Regions from separate parts of the Homo sapiens genome. Here region 1 is linked to region 2. Evidence: read pairs that join two places in POLR2A ChIA-PET (ENCODE). Cell type or tissue: PC-3. All regions are shown on one strand. Links, peaks and the distances in the headings refer to the core of each region. The heading gives the core; the rest is flanking DNA. Region 1 has its middle 28 kb from the start of EFNA2. Region 2 holds the start of LOC124904609 (a long non-coding RNA gene).

Evidence for each region. Peaks named below come from ENCODE experiments on the same cell type or tissue, not always from the same donor. Only the 100,000 strongest peaks of a DNase experiment are listed, where the experiment ranks them.
Region 1: POLR2A ChIA-PET joins it to region 2 with 11 read pairs; 5 of 35 experiments call an interaction of 5 or more read pairs at or near these places.

Annotation. Positions count from the first base shown.
Region 1 is chr19:1,309,046-1,318,263 of GRCh38, forward strand. No RefSeq gene overlaps it. Among named protein-coding and RNA genes, the nearest start is that of EFNA2, 28 kb to the left of the region's middle. RefSeq lists a silencer at 6,710-6,989. In PC-3, for the core only: CTCF peaks have their summits at 6,762 (motif pointing right) and 6,964; a DNase peak (open chromatin) is centred at 4,596; H3K4me3 peaks cover 838 bases.
Region 2 is chr19:1,502,916-1,512,133 of GRCh38, forward strand. It overlaps ADAMTSL5 (ADAMTS like 5), which reads right to left. Exons shown (of 12, transcript NM_213604.3): 2 at 7,930-8,245; 3 at 7,724-7,815; 4 at 7,453-7,513; 5 at 7,235-7,343; 6 at 5,528-5,655; 7 at 5,083-5,194; 8 at 4,642-4,728; 9 at 4,327-4,490; 10 at 3,824-4,013; 11 at 3,675-3,746; 12 at 2,107-3,401. The coding sequence starts at 8,028. The coding sequence ends at 3,100. It overlaps LOC124904609 (a long non-coding RNA gene), which reads left to right and starts at 5,077. Exons shown (of 2, transcript XR_007067084.1): 1 at 5,077-5,201; 2 at 5,749-6,199. RefSeq lists an enhancer at 4,829-5,678 and a silencer at 5,003-5,202. In PC-3, for the core only: no CTCF peak of the experiment used is centred there; a DNase peak (open chromatin) is centred at 5,006; H3K4me3 peaks cover 697 bases; H3K27ac peaks cover 810 bases.

The DNA.
Region 1 (9,218 bases), core at 450-8,449, 190 kb before region 2:
TAGCTAATTTTTTTTATTTTTTGTAGAGATGAGGTCTCGCTGTGTTGCCCAGACTGGTCTTGAACTCCTGGCCTCTGGTGATCCTTCCACCTCAGCCTCTTGGGTAGTTGAGACTGCAGGCATGAGCCACCACACGTGGCTAATTTTTGTTTATTTATTTATTTATTTTTGTAGAGATGGGGTTTCACCATGTTGCCCAGACTGGTTTCCCAACTCCTGAGCTCAAGGGATCCTCCCGCCTTGGCCTCCCAAAGTGCTGGGATTACAGGCATGAGCCCAGTCTGAGACCCACTTTGTAGATAAGGAAGATGAGGTCAGAGAAGGGGAGTGCCCAGGCCCTGGGCCCCACAGCCGGGACCCCTTTAGGGTCCAGTGGATGGCGAAGGGGAGGCGGCCTGACCACTACCGACTCCAGCCAGTCGCCCCAGCCTCCAGGGAGAGCAGCACAGGTGCCCAGAGAAGCGACGAATCTGGATATTTCTTCCCCACATGAGGAGGAGCTGGGGGCACCTGAGTGGGTGGTCTCGGTGCTGGGCGGTCCTCATGGCCCCCTAAGCGTCGAAAACCAGAGCTTGTTATGATCTTGTGATGGGAAGGGGGCCCGCCTCTCGCAGGGACCGCTGTCGGCCCCCTCTGCCCGCCCACCAGGCGCTAGAGTTATGGTTTGCAATATCCCATGCCCCTCCCAGCCTGAGCATTAATGACGGTGGTATCCGAGTCCCCGAGCACCCGGGGCTGTTATTAACATCGTCCATCACGCTTGTGGCTGCGGCTCTAGAAGCTCTTTGGCTAGGAGGGGAAACTGAGGCACCGAGAGGTTCGCCTTGACCCCTGCGTGAGGGCACAGCTGCAGACATCGGATAAGCCCAGGTTCCAGTGCCCTCTCCACCACCCGCTGTGGGTGAGGCCCCTGTTCTCTGAGCCTCAGTTTGCTCATCTGGAAAACAGGCTAGTGACACAGGGTGGGGTCTCAGATCCTGGGGGCTCTTGATGAGCAGAATCGCCAGGCCCATGGAGGCAGGCCCTTTGTTGCCTGATCTCCCCGCCTTCCCTGTGATCCCATTGTCTGGCACAATGCCAGCAAGCCCTCCTCGGATGTTTGTTGAATGACTGAATGAGCGTGTTGTGTGTGGACTCTGAGTCAAGTGCTCTTTCTTGCCAACTGGGAAAGACTGGAGGCAAAGGGCTCATTCTCCATCATTCACTCCTCCAGGAAGGCCTAGGGGGCAGGGGTGGTGGTGGGGAACGGCCTCTCGCAGGTGAGGGGGGCAGCGGGGGAACCGCGGGAGTCAGCCGTGCTGGCTGGCAGATCTTTAAATTAAAATGCATATATACACCAGATAAATAAACTCGGCCCACATCCTGGTGACAGGCAGAATTAAGTTGCCCAGTTGGGGACCGGGCAGCGAAGGCTGGGGGTGGAAGGGGATGGGGCCGAATTACCAAGGGCGGCGACTCAGCTCCATCCTCTGCCACATTGTATCCCATGAACGTTCCTGAGACCCCTGTCCTGCCGGGTCTCTGGGAAGCGCTGAGGGGGTCAGGGAGTAAGGACCCAAATTCTGAGCCCCAAGTTGGGCACCCAGGATCTGGCCCGGCTTAGAGAGAGACCAGCTGCCCACGGGGTGCCCTGGGTGAGTCAGTGTCTTCGTCTGAAACAGGGAGACCATGGCCCCCCGTCCCAGCACAGAGGCTGCCCTTGGCAGTGGGCATGGGGCGGACCTGGTTCAAGTCCCGGCTGAGCACTCAAGGGCTGGGAGCAGCCTCCGTCGGGTCAGGTACCAGGGAGACCCCGTTCTAGCTCCCAGGGAGGCCCCCGTGGGGCCCGCACAGCTGCAGGGTCCTCCCTGGGCCCTTCCCTCTGACCCAAGCCCAGGGGAGAGGGGCGGAGGGGGCGGCGGGCAGTTTTCAATTACGGAGCAGCTAATCTCCCAGTGAGGGCCGTTCTGGGGCCCAGTAAATCTATTATGAAAAGCCTCTAAATGTATGTAAAACCGGCCTCCGACAATCCGGGGATTAGGCCGCCGGGAGGGGAAACCGAGGCGCAGGCCGCCTGGCGGATTAGCGCAGCGGGGCCCCTGGAGGGTTGGGGGGAGCAGTCCCCAGAGGTCCAGGGCAGAGGGAGAGGGGTCCTCTGAAGAAGCCAGCACCCATTTTATAGCTGGGGAAACTGAGGCCGGGGAAGGGCCCCCCCCCCCCCCCCACCAGGGGTCCCCTCTCAGCGTCAAGGGCACTTTTGCCAGCCGCTCCTGCCTTTGTCGCAAACCCAGGGGTATTTTCCCACAAGGTGGACTCGGTGGGTTTGAAAGATGGGGAGCTGGGGACCCCTGGACCCGGCTTAAGGCTCCGTGGCCCGGCCCGCATCTCCTGCCGCCGTCGCAGGCCCTTTGAAGCTGCCCCATCCTTTGGTGCTTTTGAAATGTCTTTATTAATCACCTACCGTTTGCCAAGCCAGAGGTGGCAAAGGTAACAGGAGACGGGAGCCCAGTGCCCTGGCAGCTCAGGGCACTCGCCAAAGACGAAGGCAGCCGGGAGAGGCCTTCCCCAAGGACTCCCGCTTCCGCTGGGAGGTGGGGAGGAGGAGGTCACCCCACAGAAGTGCGGTGAGGCCACTGCAGGCGCGAGGGAAGGCCTGGTGGCCGAAGGGAGGCGTGAGCTGAGAAGCCCCGTGCCTGGGCTGCTCCTGAGGGTGGCAGGGAGCCCTCGGAGGGCTTGAACCTAAGTGGCCCCTGCAGCATCCATGGCGGGACCGTGGACCTCCAAGCCCGCCTCCCTCGGAAGCACAGCTTCCTCAGCGTGGCCCCACACTCTCCCAGGCTCACCCAGCCCCCTCGCATAGGGCCTGCTCACCCTCCTGCCTGTGGGGCCCTTGGTCCAGCAGTTTCCTCTCCTGCACACTGTCCCCACCTGCTGAAGTCCGTCCAGGAGCCCAGGTGCATGATGGGAGGGGGTGATGCCCCTCCTCACCCCCACCTAGTGGAGTTTGCAGGCAGCTCTGCAGATCGCCTGGCAGCTGGAGAAACTGAGGCATAAGGCTGGGCGTGGTGGCTCACGCCCGTAATCCCAGCACTTTGGGAGGACGAGGCTGGTGGATCACCTGAGGTCAGGAGTTTGAGACCAGCCTGGCTAACATGGTGGAACCCCGTCTCTACTAAAACTACAAAAATTAGCCGGGCGTAGTGGCACGCACCTGTAATCTCAACTACTCGGGAGGCTGAGGCAGGAGAATTGCTTGAACCCGGGAGGTGGAGGTTGCAGTGAGCCGAGATTGTGCCATTGCACTCCAGTGTGGGTGACAAGAGCGAAACTCCGTCTCAAAAAAAAAAAAAGAAAAAATTGAGGCATGAGCTGACAGCTGTTTCTGCAGGCCTCAGGCAGCACCCGATGGGGCCTTCCCAGGGCCCCTGGCCTGGCCCGGCTCCAGCCACCAGCTTGTCCCTGCCTCCCAGGTGCTGGGGAATGAAAGGGAGGCGAGTGATTTCTCTGACTCCTTCAGGCCCAGGCCTCCGAATTCCTCCAACTCCCAGGTGAGGGGTTGTGCAAAGCTGCAGCAGGGTGGGACCGTCCCAGTGAGGGTGATTCTGGAGTCGGCCATGGTGGGCCTGCTCTGTGACCTGGGAGGGGGTGTGTGCCTGTCTGTGACTCAGTTTCCTCGTCCGTGTCATCAGCAACGGCCAAATGCCGTTCCCAGCACTGGATGGGGGTGGAGGGCCTGAGGGGTGTGGGTGGGGGGGAGCTCCAGGCGCCCCTGCCCCCCGCCCAGCCGTCAGTCAGGCTGGCCGGGCCCCCTTCAAGTCGTCACGGCCCAGCAGCGGCCACGGGAGGGATTATTCCGGCCTGTCCAGGGTGGACTGAAGTGGAACCAAGGCTGACGAGCGGAACGCGCCCCCATGGACCCAGCCCGCCCGCCTTTGTCCGCCGCCAGCCCCCCACCCGCCTGCCGTCACAGACCCCGCCTCCCGTGCCTGAGCCCCATTTCTCTGGGGGCCGGGCTGCCTCGCGTGGCCCCCGCCTGACTAAAGCCATGCAGCTTCTCGGCCGGCTCCATCCGCTGGCTGCCTCAGTTTCCCCCTCTGCAGCATGGGCATACAGGGTTCCTCTCGTCGGCTCATTGGCTGCTGAATGGGGGCTGTGTGGGCAGAGGCTCTCCCGGGGCTTTCCCAGGGTGCTCGGGGGTCCCTCTGCCCGGTCCCTCCACTGTGCCTTTGTCCAGGAAATTCGAGGTGGCAGGGAGAACGGATCCGCTCTCGGCCTGAACGGAGCCGCGGCAAATGCTGTTGACCCCTGACCCCGGCCCCCTAATCCCGGGGTTGAGGCTCTCACCGGAGAGGGGCCCTGGGAGATGAGCTGGGGCACGACCCCCGCCCCGGGCACCGAGGGGGGCTTCCAGGTCAGGGTCGGAGAGGCTTCGGGAGGACGCGGCTGCCCCATTGGCCACGTGCCCGGTCATCACCTCTCGGAGGCCAACACGGGAAACTGAGGCGTGGAGGAGCCCTCCTAAGCCCCACAGCTCTGGGATGGGAGCCAGGCCTAGCCACCTGCAGGGAGAGAGACACGGCCGGCAGCTGCCCCTCCCTGAGTCACCAAACAGGAATTCCGGGACGTCTGGCTGGCCCTGGAAGGCACGGCTAGCTTACAAACCCCCAGTCTTCAGGAACCTCTCTGGGTACCTGGCCCCTGTGTTCCCCGGGGAGGCCCCAGGATCCCCTTGTCTGGAACAGGGGGAGGGGCCTTTCTGGCCACCCTCTGCTGCTCTACATTTACCCAGTGTCTTCAGGAGGAAGAAATGAATGAATGAATGAAGTGGAAGGTGTCCTCATGCCTGCCAGCTGCTGCAGTCTAGCCCCCGTGCCTTGTGGCTACTTAGAGGCCTCAGCTAGCAGCATCCACCGCAGATTAAAAGATTCTCCGTCGGAGGCTGGGATGCGCTCACACGCTTGGGCGCCCCTGCGCTCCCCGGTGGCCGTGTGTCTGTTCCACCCTGCCGAGCTGTTCCCCACGATCAATTTCAATTTGGCCTGGTCTCTGCCTCTGCAGCACGACCCTCCTTGGGGGCCGACGGCGGGGAAGGAGTTGCTGGCTTCCGCAGCTCTCCCCCCAGGTCCCTGGGACCCTCGCCTGGTGAAGAGAGAGCTCTGCTGGGCCGCCTCTTTTTCCGGGCCTCAGTTTCTCTGGGTTTGGAATGAGGGCACAGGGCAGCGCAGTGTGGACCCAGCCTGGTTTTCATCCAACCTCATGAAGTCACTGAATGCTCGCCGTGGGCCTGACCCTGGGCTGAACCCTGGGGCACCGTGGGGGCTACGGCAGGCAAACGAGTCGGAGGCAGAGGAAGGGCGTTCCTGCAGGGGGGAGGCTGTGTGCAGAGGGGTAGAGGGAGGGAGGCAGGAGGGAGCGTCCTGGAAGAAACAGTTAAGGTGGGGCCACAGAGGAGGGTGGACAAGCCTAGGCAACAATATTCCTCAACAGCCGAAGTTTGTGTATTTGTTTTTTGAGACAGAGTCTCACTTTGTCACTCAGGCTGGAGTGCAGTGAGCTGAGGTGCGATCTCAGCTCACTGCAGCCTCAACCTCCCTGGCTCAATCGATCCTCCCATCTCAGCCTCCCAAGTAACTGGGACCACAGTTGTGTGCCACCACGCCCAGCTAATGTATTTATTTATTTATTTATTTAGAGACAGAATCGCTCTGTCGCCCAGGCTGGAGTACAGGGGTGCAATCTCGGCTCACTGCAACCTCCACCTCCTGGGTTCGAGTGCTTCTCCTGCCTCAGCCTCCTGAGTAGCTGGGATTACAGGTGCACCCCACCATGCCTGGCTTATTTATTTGTTTATTATTTATTTATTTTTGAGACAGTCTTGCTCTGTCACTCAGGCTGGAGTGCAGTAATGCGATCTCAGCTCACTGCAACCTCGACCTCCCTGGCTCAAGTGAGCCTCCCATCTCAGCCTCCCAAGTAACTGGGACCACAGGTGTGCACCACCACGCCCGGCTAATTTATTTATTTGTTTATTTAGAGACAGAGTCTTGTTCTGTCGCCCAGGCTGGAGTGCAGTGGTGCAATCTCGGCTCACTGCAACCTCCACTTCCTGGGTTCAAGTGATTCTCCTGCCTCAGCCTCCCGAGGAGCTGGGATTACAGGCACCTGCCACCACGCCCGGCTAAATTTTGTAATTTTAGTAGAGATGGGGTTTCACCATATTACCCAGACTGGTCTGGAACTCCTGAGCTCAAGTGATCCACCCGCCTCGGCCTCCCAAAGTGCTGGGATTACAGGCATGAGCCACCCACCACCCGGCCAATAGCCAACATTTATTGAGTGCTTACTGTGTACCAAACGTCAGCCGACAGGCTTTCCCTGCCTCATCTCCCTGCAACCTCCCAAGGATCCTCTAATACCCATTTTACAAATGAGGAGACAGGCCACAGACAGAGGCCGCTGTGAGGTGAGGGAAGGAGGCCACGGCCATGCTGGCATTGGCAGCACTGGTCCAGCTCAGACCTGTCCAGGTCCCCAGCAGGACTGCGGTGCGCCTGGCTCCTTCCTCTGCGCGCTCCATTCCCTTGCTGCTTCCTTCCGGGCCTCCAGGCTTCCCTCCTTTTCTAGGGTGGCGGTGGAGGAACCTATATGGGCTCCTGGGTGCTGGAGTTCGATCTGAACCTTCCCGCTCATTCTGCGTGACCTTGGGGGCGTGCCTGGCCCTCCCGTGCCTCAGTTTCCCCAGCCGCACCTGCCGGACTGTGAGGCCCCGACCCCCCGCCCTCTCTGGCCCCCCCGCGGCTCCGGGCTCAGGCCGCCGCTAGGTGGAGCGAGGAGGCCGGTGGAGACGCGGTGCGGGGAGACGCGCGCTCGGGAGCTGCAGAGGCCGGGGAGCGGGCCTGGCGCGCGGGTAGAGCTGCGTGGACGCCCGCGGCCCTTGGCGCTCAGAGCTCCCGCCCCGCAGCCAGCGCCTCTAGGAGGCCCAGCCGGACAGTCTGCGAGGGGCGCGCTCCGGGCGCAGGAGGGGCGGTGTCCGGGGCGCGTGGTTTGGGTCGTCGGGACCTGGATCCCGGAGCAGGCAGGCTGAGGTCTGCATGGTCAGGGCGGCCTCAGGTGCTGGGGAGCCACCCTGGCTGGACCTAGGGTCCCAGCTTCACGTTCACCTCCTGGAGCCTCAGGTCTGGGTCTGATGCCCCAACGGGAACCCCAAGCCCTGCCCACCGCCCGTCCTCACCTCTGCTGCCCCTTCACTGCCCCGACCAGTGGCTTCCGCCATAACCCTCTTGGGAGACCCATTTTTCATAGGAGGAAACTGAGGCACAGAGCGTTTTCTCGGTCACAGAACAGCTGGATCCCTCCTGTGTGATGAGCACCTCTGGGTCCTCCTGTGTCGTGACCACACCTGTGTCCACTTTCTGGGTCCTGGGCTGCAGAATGTCACCGCCCCAAATACCCTCTCGTGGGTGCTGTGGTTGGTTTCCTTGGCCTTGGGAGGGTCCTTTCTACTCAGGTAGGGATACCGTCTGGGTTCCCCCCCTACTGCCCCTGCAAGGCAGGGCTGGTGATCCGTGTGCACCCTGGGGGCCGTCTCATGTGTGGCTGCACCTTCCCACACCACGGCTGAGGAGAGGATCCTACCCACAGGTGCCCCTGGTGGGTTCAGCCGGCCCCTGCCGCGGGATCCTGCTTGATTTCTGGTACTCCAGGCCTCGCCACTGTCATTCCCGCTGGGCATGATGCGCACCTGCTGTGCCATGCTCTTGGGCAGCTCTCTGGGGTCACGGAAACTTCTGTGCCTCAGTTGCCTCCTCTGGAATGTGCAAATCCTTCGAGAAATAAGCTGGAAGACCTGGGAGCAAGCAGGCTTGGGTTTCCAGGTTTGGGGGGGGGGTGCCCAGATACAACCCCAAGGCTTTGGGAGGTGAGGGGACACCCTGCTGCTCCATCTGGACCCGCGCCCGTGAGCTCTGCTGCTCTGCGCCTGACCCACAGCTCTGTCCACTTGCCCCATATGGGTTCAAGGCACCAAGAATCAAGAATCCAGCCCTCTGGGCTGGATGCGGACACGGTGGCTCACGCCTGTAATCCCAGCACTTTGGGAGGCTGAGGCGGGTGGATCACCTGAGGTTAGGAGTTCAAGACCAGCCTGGCCAACGTAGTGAAACCTCATCTCTACTGAAAATGCAAAAATTAGCCAGGTGTGATGGTGTGGGCCTGTAATCCCAGCTACTCAGGAGGCTGAGGTAGAAGAATTGCTTGAACCTGAGAGAGGGAGGTTGCATTGAGCCGAGATATCGTGCCACTGCACTTTAGCCTGGGGGATAGAGTGGGAGGGATCGATCCAGCCCTCTTTCATCCCCTTCCCGCTCACTCCGACCCAACCTCCCAGTTCTGTCTTTAAAACAAGCTGCTTTTGTCTCTGCCCCAGGGCCTTTGCACGGGCTGCTCCATCCCTGCATGTGGCCAGCCCAGCAGCTCCCTCACTGCCCACCTGTGGCCGGCTGCATCCCTCCAATCTTCAGACACCCATTTTTTTTTCTTTTTCTTTTCTGTTTTATTTTTTTTGAGATGGTGGGGGTGGTCTCGGTATGTTGCCCAGGCTGGTCTCCAACTCCTGAGCTCAAGTGATCCTCCCACCTCGGTCTCCCAAAGTGCTGGGATCACAGGCATGAGCCACCTCGCCTGGTCTTGACACTTATTTTCATGTTCAGTTTGACCATATTTGTGACAAGTCAGAGACGATACAGCAAGGGGAAGAAGACACGTTCCCTTCCCTCTAGAAAGTCACAGTCACGCACAGAAGGCAGAAGGCTTGCAGTGCACAGCGACGGGATAAAGGAACCAGCTCTGCAACAGAGTGAGTGGCTCTGAGCTTTTGATCATTGAGATATAATTCACAGACCATGAGGTTCACCTGCTTAAAGCACTGAGCTATAACTCGCGGACCATGAGGTTCACCTGCTTAAAGGTGTAATCCAGTGGCTTTTAGCGTACTTGCAGAGTTGTGCAAACCTCACCTCTCTCTAGTTCCAGAACGTTCTCATCACCCCAGAAGGAAACCCCATCCCCATTAGCCATTGCTCCCCATCCCCACCCCAGCCCTGGCACCCAGGCATCCCCTCTCTGCCTCTGTGGGTTGGCCTGTCCTGGACACTTCATAGAAATGAGATCACAGACTGGGTGTGGTGGCTCACATGCCTGTACTCCCAGCACTTTGGGAGGCCGAGGTGGGTGGGTCACCT
Region 2 (9,218 bases), core at 748-8,747:
GAGGATCACTGGAGCCCAGGAGGTTGAGGCTGCAGTGGGCTGTGAATGCGCCGTTGCAATCCAGCCTGGGAGACACAGTCAGACCCCGGCTCTAAAAAAATAAAAATAACAAAGATAACAAAACGTTCGCTTGTCGGCTTTAAAGCTAAAGCGCAAATCTGGAGACTGTTTATTGCCGATGGTTACGTGGTTCTCACTGGAAACAATGTTGTCATTTTCAAATCACGCTGGGGTCCTCTCGCCCACGCAGGAATGGCGTGCTCCTGGCGGTGGGGGCTGTGGGACACCTGGTGCGCGTTTCTCCCAGCGCCTCCGTGTTTCTCCCTGGCCGCAGGCACAGCCTGGGGTCCCTGTTGAGGAAACTCTCCGAGTGTCAGCTCCCCTGGCCGGTTGCGCAGCCCCTAGGGTAACTGTCTGAGATCCAGGCGCCGGGGCAGCCCAGGGGGTCCGTGGCCGGGAGAGACCTTGAAACCTCCATTCCCTGGGACACCCCAAACCACAGCCGGGGAGAAGGGACAGCCTTACAGACTGACAGGGGAGGGAGGGCAGTGGGGTGCCGGCAGGCACCGACAGTAGCCTCATGAGCCAGTGCTGTCACGAGGAGGCCTGCGAGAGGGCCCCGCGTCCAATGGGAAGCGAGTGCCCACGCGGAAGTGGGCTCAGGGCACCTGGGGCCACAAGCCACGAGGCGCGCCCGGAGTCCCTTCATGTCCCGTCCTGCCGCCAGGGGGCACTGCGGCCCCCACTCATCCCTGCAGCACCCGCGGCCCTTGGCTGGGGAGCCCCTGGGACCCCCGCCGGCAGCGCGTGCTGCAGACATCAATCACAGAAGGCACCACGTCACTGAAGCGCCAGGCCTGGGCCGTCCCAGGCTCCGCTGGGTCCCTGGTATGCCGTCGGTGCTCAATAAGCACTTGCTGCAGAAATGTGTGAAGGAAAAAGGGGGCTAGGGAAGGGCTCCAGGAAAGTGTAACTCCCATGTCAGAGCTGGGAGGGGCTTCGAGGGCATCACTCACTGAGCGGGAAACTGAGGCTGGAGAGGGGCTGCACCTGGCCTGGGGTCATCTGCAAGATCAGGGGCCGTGTCCACCAATGTCCTGCACCCCTTGCCGACTCCCTCTGCCTCGGCCGCCTCCTTGCCCTTCACCCTCTCTGGTTGCTCCCTGCCTGGTGGGGGTAGCTTGTCCGTGCCCAGTGGACAGCGGGGACCCATGGACCCCAGGCACCCCAGGCCCCAGGGAGAAATGCAACCACTGGTCCCACACAGAGTGGGTTGTCCCGGGTGGCAGCATGAGCCATGCATCAGGCGTCAGAGGCAGAGGGTTGGCACCCCACGGAGGAGGGTTTGCTGAGCGACCTCGTGACACCCCCTAGTACACACACAGCCCGTGTCGGCCCTCCTGGTTGCAGAAGAACATAGCGGGCTGGCAGCTGGCAGACAGCAGCGGCTCTCACCTGCCTCCTCACCTGGGGAGGGGTTCCCAGGGTGGGCCTGAGAAAGTATGTGGCAGTTGGGGGAGGCTCAGGACCTACCAAAGCCCCATTCATTCCCCACCTGCTCCTATCCTCCTCTATTCCCTGCCCTCACCTCACACAGTGTCAGACGTGCAGGGAGGAGGTGAGGCTGGACCAGGAGGAGGGGTGGGGTGCGTGTGAACATGCGTGCCTACCCATGAGCAAGGTCGAGACGGGGTTCTACCAGCGTGTCCCTGAGTCTCTGTGACCGAGTGCATGTGACTGGGGTGCTTAAAAAAAAAAAAAGTGCTCTGCAGCCATAAAAAAGGATGAGTTCATGTCCTTTGCAGGGACATGGATGAAGCTAGAAGCCATCATTCTCAGCAAACTCACACAGGAACAGAAAACCAAACACCACTTGTTCTCACTCACAAGTGGGAGTTGAACAATGAGAACACATGGACACAGGGAGGGGAACATCACACACCGGGTCCTTTGTGGGGTGGGGGCCGAGGGGAGGGAGAGCATTAGCACAAATACCTAATGCATGTGGGGCTTAAAACCTAGATGATGGGTTGATGGGTGCCACAAACCACCATGGCACGTGTATACTAATGTAATAAACCTGCACATTCTGTACACACCCAGAACTTAAAGTAAAATTTTTTTTTAAAAAGTGCTTGTAAAAATTAAAGAGGAATAAAAGGGGGGTGAACAGCCAGTACGATAGTGCATGCCTGAAATTCCAGTGCTTTGGGAGGCCGAGGCAGGAGGATCGTTTGAGGCCAGTAGTTGGAGAGCAGTGTGGGCAACGTAGCAAGACCCCATCTCTACAAAAAATTTAAAAGTTAGCCGGGCATGGTGATTCACACCTGGAGTTCCAGCTGCTGTGGAGGCTGAGGTGGGAGGATCGCTTGAGCCCAGGAATTTGAGGCTGCAGTGAGCCATGATTGCACCACCGCACTTCAGCCTAGGTGACAGAGCAAGGGTCTACCTCAGAAAAAAAAAAAAAGGAGGAGCAAGCACGTGTTGATGGGTGGAAATCCAGCCAGAAATGCTGAGGCTGAAAAGATTGTCTCCGAGTTTCCTGGTAGCCAGGGGAAAAGGGGAAATTGGTACGTTGGTACGTTACAGTGCCTGGTTAGGCATGTCTTCTAAGGGGCATGCCTGTTTGTGACAGTGTCTCTGCCCTTCACACATGAGGGTGTGTGTGAGTAGCAGAGAGCAGAGACAGCACAGTGTCTGGGAAGTAAACAGATGATCTTCTGGGTACCCAGGGCAGCAGGGTGTCATGCTCGTTCATGACAGTGTCTCCAAGCAAGTGTGACGCGCGCAAAGAGAAAGAAAGCAGCGTTAAACTTTCTGAGTATAAATAGCTATGAGCTTCCTGGCAGCCAAGGAGAGAGGCGAAATAAAAGTCAGAGTCTCCTTAGTGCCTCCTCACCAGTGCCTGCCGGCTTGTGACAGTGGCTTTGACTGCATGCAGAGGTGTCTTAAGCGTGTGTGGGAGGGAGTCACATAGCTGCACAGGTGGGACGTATTTCAGAGCTGCCTGGAAGCCAGGGTGAGAGGGGAAATACGTTGACGTTGAGGCTGGTCAGATGTATCTTTCTTGCTGTGTGTGGCCGGGGCTCCTGCAGGGGCTCAGCCAGGACAGCGCCGGGCAGTCAGGCGTATGCGGCTGTCCTCCGCAGGGCTCCAGGGCCGGGCGTAGCCGGCGTGGGGCAGCAGCAGCTGGTCCTGTGTGCCGTCGGGGCTGACAAGACGCTGGACAGCCATCAGGTAGTCCCGGTGGGGTGCCAGCATCGGGCAGGGGCAGTGGCCTGGCGCCCACACGTACTCGCGTGCCCGCAGTGGCGAGCGGTTCTTGTAGACGAGCTGGATGCGCACCTCATAGCGGGTCTCCTGGGCCTGGTGGTGGTGGCCCAGCACTCGGGCCTGGAACACTGTTGAGGGGACGTGCTAAGCTGGCTGGCTGCTCAACTCTGCGCAAATCTCTACGCCCCCTCCCTTGCCAGAAGAGGGACTGAGGGTCAGGTGGGACCTCGGGATCTATAGGGACTAGAGTCAGGATCACGTCAGGGATCAATGAGGGATTAGGGTCAAGAGGCAAATTAGGATCAGAAGAAGGGGTCAAGGGTAAAGTCAGATTAGGGTCAGAGGTCAGGAGGAGGCCAGGTTAGTAGGGGCTAAGTCAGGGTAGAGGTCGGGGGTCTCACCAAAGTCACTGCCGCAATAGTGGAGTAGTCGGTGGGCGCGGCCGCGGGTGTCAGGGCAGGGTGGGCAGGGGTCTGTGGGATGGGCGGTGCTGTGAGGGGCACAGGCCTCAGTCCCCACTCATCCCCCACCCTGGCTGTCCCCACCTCACCTGGGGCCAGCGTTGGGGTCTGTGCAGGGGTGACAGCAGGGGCTGCGGGGGGCTGAGGCTCCACCCCCCGGGGCTGAGGCTGCCTCAGGGGCCAGCCCAGGGCCTGCACACGAGCCTGGAAGGGGCTGTAGCGCTCCCGAGGGAGCCAGAACTCAAACTCGATGCCAGGGTTGGGCTCCTGCAGGAGGACCTGGAGCAGGGGAGGGGACACAGGGAGCTTCACAGGAGGCTGGGGTTGCCTCCTGCCTCTGACCCTACGACCCCAGCCTCCCCACTTTGATCCTGTCTGCCCCCAGCCTCCCTCCTCTGATGCTCTGTCCCTAGCTGATCCCCTCTGACCCTGTCCCCACCCTCCCCCCTCTGATGCTCTGTCCCAGCCTCTCCCCTCTGACCCCAGACTCCCCCTTCTGGCCCCAGTCACCTCCACTCCTACCCTCTGTCCCCAGCCTCTCCCCTCTGTCCCCAGCCGACCCCCTCTGACCCTGTTGGAGGCCCAGTGGCACCTGTAGGAGCAGGTCATGGGAGGTGGGCCCGGCTGCTTGCAATGTCTCCTGGGGCCCTGTGTCTCGGGTGTAGACCACATGCGTGCCGGCCGCCTCGTAGGTCCCTGGTGGGCTGACCACCCAGTGCCCATTAAGCACGTAGCGCCCATCGCCCCCCATCAGTGCTGCAAGGGAACAGTCAGCCCTCAGGAACCTGTCGTCTCGTCTCCCAGACCCTGGGGTCCCCTCCTCAGGCCTCAGTCTCCCCATCTGTAAACAGGGACAACCGCCCCCGGGTGCCCAGCCGGGTGCCTCTCGCCTCACATCCTAGGATACCCAGGTGGTTGCGGCTCCTGTGTTCCACGCGGATGTGTCTGGCGCCCTCGGGGATCAGGGTCACGTTCCAGTACCCAGCGAAGGCACCTGGGTGGGAGGGTAGGAGGGTGTTGGGGTGCCAGTGGGGGTGTATTTGAGCGATGACTTGAGGATTTAATGAGCTACTGCGGGTAAGACAGCTAGCCAGGGTCCTGGGAACCGGAAAACCCTCCGTAAACGTTTGGAGTTACAATTACTATTGCTTCAGTGTGGCAGGGAAAGGGTTAAAACCCCATCTGTCCTGGGGAAGGGCGGGACAATCTGTCAGTAGCCAATCAGGATGAGGAGAAAGGGGGGCTGGGCCGCACACTGGCCAATCAGCACGGAAATTTGCTTCCGGGCCACGGCTCGTTAAAGGGCCCACTCTGACGTGTGTGCAGGGAGGGCGGGGCAGGTAGTCACCGGCGTCACGAAACACGCGCTGCACGAAAAGGCACGAGTCGTTGGCGCCTCCGCAGCGGCCACAGCGGTCCTCGAGGGCACCCGAGCCCAACAACCCATCACAGCCGGCGCTCTAAAGGGTGAAGGACAGGCGCGGCGTCACTGACGCTGGGAGGGGCAGGACCTGGGGAAAGGGCAGTGCCTGGGAGCAAGAGGACGAGGCCTGGAGGGAAGATGGGGGTGGAGCCTAGGGAGGAGCAGGACCTGGCGGGAGGAGGATGGGCTTGGCGCCCGGGAGTGGGTGCCTAAGGGGGGCTGGGGGCAGGGCCTGGAAGGGGAGGGGGAAGGCGGTGGAGCCTAGGGAGGGGGTGGAGGCTAATGGGAGGAGGGCGGAGGTGGAGCCTAGGATGGGTGGGGCCTGAGTGGGAGGTGGGCGGGGCTCGGGCGGGGCCTGACGAGTCCTTACAAGGCAGCGGCCAGCCACGCAGACCCCCTGGGCACCCGGGCTGCAGGCGGTGCCGTCCAGGACGCGGCCGAAGCTGTGGTAGAAGGCGTGCCCCTCAGCCAGGCAGTTGAGGTCGCACTGGTTGGGCGCTGAGGGCAGGAGGAGTCGGTGGGCCGGGGACCCCTGTTCGAGCTCCAGTCCCCCTCTACCAAGCTTCATCAGGCAACCATCACTTTGGGCAGATGAAGCCCAGAGATTTGGCCAAAGCCACACATCGAGGCTGAGGCAGAGCCAGGACTGGACCGTAGGTGCTCTGCGTCCAGCAACCTGGGACTCGCAGGCAAGTATCCTGGGGCTGCATTCATTCATTCATTCATTCATTCATTGTCTTTATATTAGGAGTCCTTACATATTATTCATTTTTAACACCATTACTCATTCTTCATTCCACTGAACACCTACTGTTTTCCAGACACTGTTCCAAGCTCTAGGATACAGAAGCAAGAATTCAATCAGTGTGCAGATGGATGGCCTTAAAAAAGGCCAGGTGTGGTGTCTCATGCCTGTAATCCCAGCACATTGGGAGGCTGAGGTGGGCAGATCTCCTGAGGCCAGGAGTTCAAGACCAGCCTGGGCAACATGGCGAGACCCCCCCGTCTCTACCAAAAATACAACAATAAAAATTTAGCCAGGCTTGGTGGTGGGAGCCTGTAATCCCAGCTACTCCGGAGGCTGAGGCAGGAGAATCGCTTGAACCAGGGAGGTGGAGGCTGTAGTGAGCCAAGATCATGCCACTGCACTCCAGCCTGGGTGACAGAGCGAGACTCCATCTCAAAAAAAAAAAAAAAAAAAAAAAAAGAAGATCTGAGCATCTGGCCCAGGCACCAGCAAGTACCCAATGAAGTGTTTGTCCAGTACTGACTGGACTGAGTCCCGCACAACTGAGCTGTGTCGCTGGTCCTCCCTGGGCCTCAGTTTCCCCTTCTGCCTGGAAGTGGGGCAAAATGAGCTGTCTGATCAAACACAAAGGCCGACAGCCCTGATCTCCACTCCTCCTTCTCCAGCTCCTTCTGGCTCCCATTTCCCTGAGCCTGGCTGGTGGACCCTGCCTGGAACGGATCCTGGGCTGGCCCTAGTGGGCCTCTGCGGGGGTGGGATCACAGCAGGTTTCCTCCAATTCTCAGATTGATGGAAGGAAGGAAGGGAGGGAGGGAGGGAGGGAGGGAGGAAGGAAGGGAAGGGAGAAAGGGAAGGAAGGGAAGGAAGAAAGGGAAGGAAGGAAGGAAATGAGGTTGATGGATGGCACTTTGTCCATTCTAGGCTTTTCTTATATCTGTGTCTGCCTTCCCCATGGCGTGTGAAGCTGCCTGTCTCCCTGAAATCTGGAGGCGCACTGACCCGGGCACGTAGTTATATAACTCGCTATTTTCAGCTCAATGCAGCAACATTTCCTGCTACTGGGATAAGTTTGAGAAGTGTTGGCCTCTGGATACAGCTCTAAGTCAATCCTTAGTTGGGTGTTCAGCCCTGTGCAGAATGAACCCTGCTTCCCTCTGCCCCTGTTTCACGCCTAACATATGCTGTTTCTGTTTCACTAACTCCTACATATCCTTCAAAGCCCTAGCACTAATACCCTCTTCTCTTTGCAACCCTCCAAGACCCTCTCCCTGAGACTAATGAGTTGTTCGCTCTGGACCAATTCTGACCACAGGAGACCAGACTACTCACCCCCATGGAAGGGCACCCACTGGTAGGTCTTCTGGGTGCCCAGGACAGGGCGGCCATTGTACAGGGCACACTGTAGGTCTCGGAAGGGCACAGCCCCTGGGGGGCAGTCCTAGGGACAGAGATAGGTGAGCCAGAGGCTGGGACAACCCCAAGGGGCAGGTGGTGGGCTTCAGGCAGTCTGGGGTGGGAGAGTGGTCTGGGAGGTGGGCAGGGCTTACTGGCAACTGGCAGAGGCGGTACTCATGGGAGTCTCCCCAGCACGGTTCTTCCCCAGGAAGCCTGAAGGGAGACAGAGTGTGGCGAGAACCCCCAGGGACCCCCTCCCAGGGCTGGCCTTCCACCCTCCGCCCCCGCCAACCCCACCCGCATTCCAGCGGGATCAGGGGGATTAAAGGGCACAGCATGTGTGGGCAGGCCGAGGGTGCGGCCAGGGGCCGGGCTGGGCCGGCGGGGGAGGAGGGGCAGGGACCCCCTCCGGGCCCCGCTCACCGGAGGCAGCGCCGGCTGCGCACAGAGACGCCACGCCCGCAGGAGCTGGAGCAGCGGGTCCAGGACACCCACGGGGTCCACTCGCCCGGACCCTACTTGGGGAGACAGAGGCACGGTCAGCCTTGTAGGGGGACGCTGGTGACCCCACACTGCTGACTGGGTCCCCATTCCCACTCGCCACCCCCTGGGCTCATGCCCCCCCTTACCTGAGCACTGACCCCCAAACCACAGTTCAGCAGGGCCCACAGGAAGAGCAGGAGGTTCTGGAAGAGGTGGGGCCTGGGGAACAGAGGGGCCGAGTCCATAGAGCCACCGCCAGAGACACAGGGTTGTGTCCCGGCTCTGCCCTGACTGGCTGTGTGATCTTGGAAAGTAACTAAACCTCTCTGAGCCCTACCTCTCGTCTCTGAAAAACGGGGTAATAGAGCCTCCCTTACAGGAAAGTTGAGGGGTCCTGTGGATCAGGTAAAGAAGACAGGAGACGTGGAGCCCGGTATGGAGAGGAAGAACTCAGAATGTCATCTGCAATTATTATTGTTGTTAGTTAGTTTGTTTTTGAGACGGAGTCTCGCTCTGTCGCCCAGGCTGGAGTGCAGGGGTGCGATCTCGGCTCACTGCAACCCTCCCCGGTTCAAGTAATTCTCCTGCCTCAGCATCCCGAGAAGCTAGGATTACAGGTGCCTGCCACCACGCCGGACTAATTTTTGCCGTTTTAGTGGAGACAGGGTTTCACCATCTTGGCCAGGTTGGTCTCAACCTTCTGACCTGAAGTGATCCACCTGCTTTGGCCTCCCAAAGTGCTAGGATTATAGGCATGAGCCACTGCACCCAGCCTACAATATTATTGATATGTGTATTGTGCTATAATGCAGACAGTAGGTGCTTAATCGATGCTTGATGATTGGAGGGATCATTCAAAAATAGTACACAGGTGCCTCCTAGGGCTGGGGCCCCCTCCCCGCCCTCCCCACCATCACTGCTTCTACCTTTCCGTGTGGCCTGAGGCCAGCCACTCCACTCTCCCAGGCCTCAGTTTCCCCATCTGTGCAGTGGGGGCCAAGTGGACTCAGTCCATGATTCTGTGACACCCTGCGGAAGGTGCGGCCGGCAGGGGCTGGATCAGGAGTTGGGTCCCTAGAAGAGGCCCTCAGCTGCACCCCGGCCCCAGGGCTCCCTCAGCTCCCAGACAGCAGGGAGTCCCCCGGATTGGGGATGGGACAGGGAGGGGGTGACCTGGCCCAGGTCCGTTCGGTGCCTCATGGCCTCATCGGCGGAGGGGGTGGGACTGAGCTCCGGGGCAGCCCGTGGAGGGAAGGGGCCACTGCTGAGGCTGGAGCAGGGAAGGGGAGGAGGCTGACTGCCTCTCTGGGCCTTAGTTTCTCCATCCTGTCAGGGCAGGGATGAAGTCACTTGCCATCCACACCCTCCTCATGACCCCAGCCTGCAGGGGGAAAGAGGGGGGAAGGGAAGCAGCCGCCAAGTGAGCCAGGGCGTC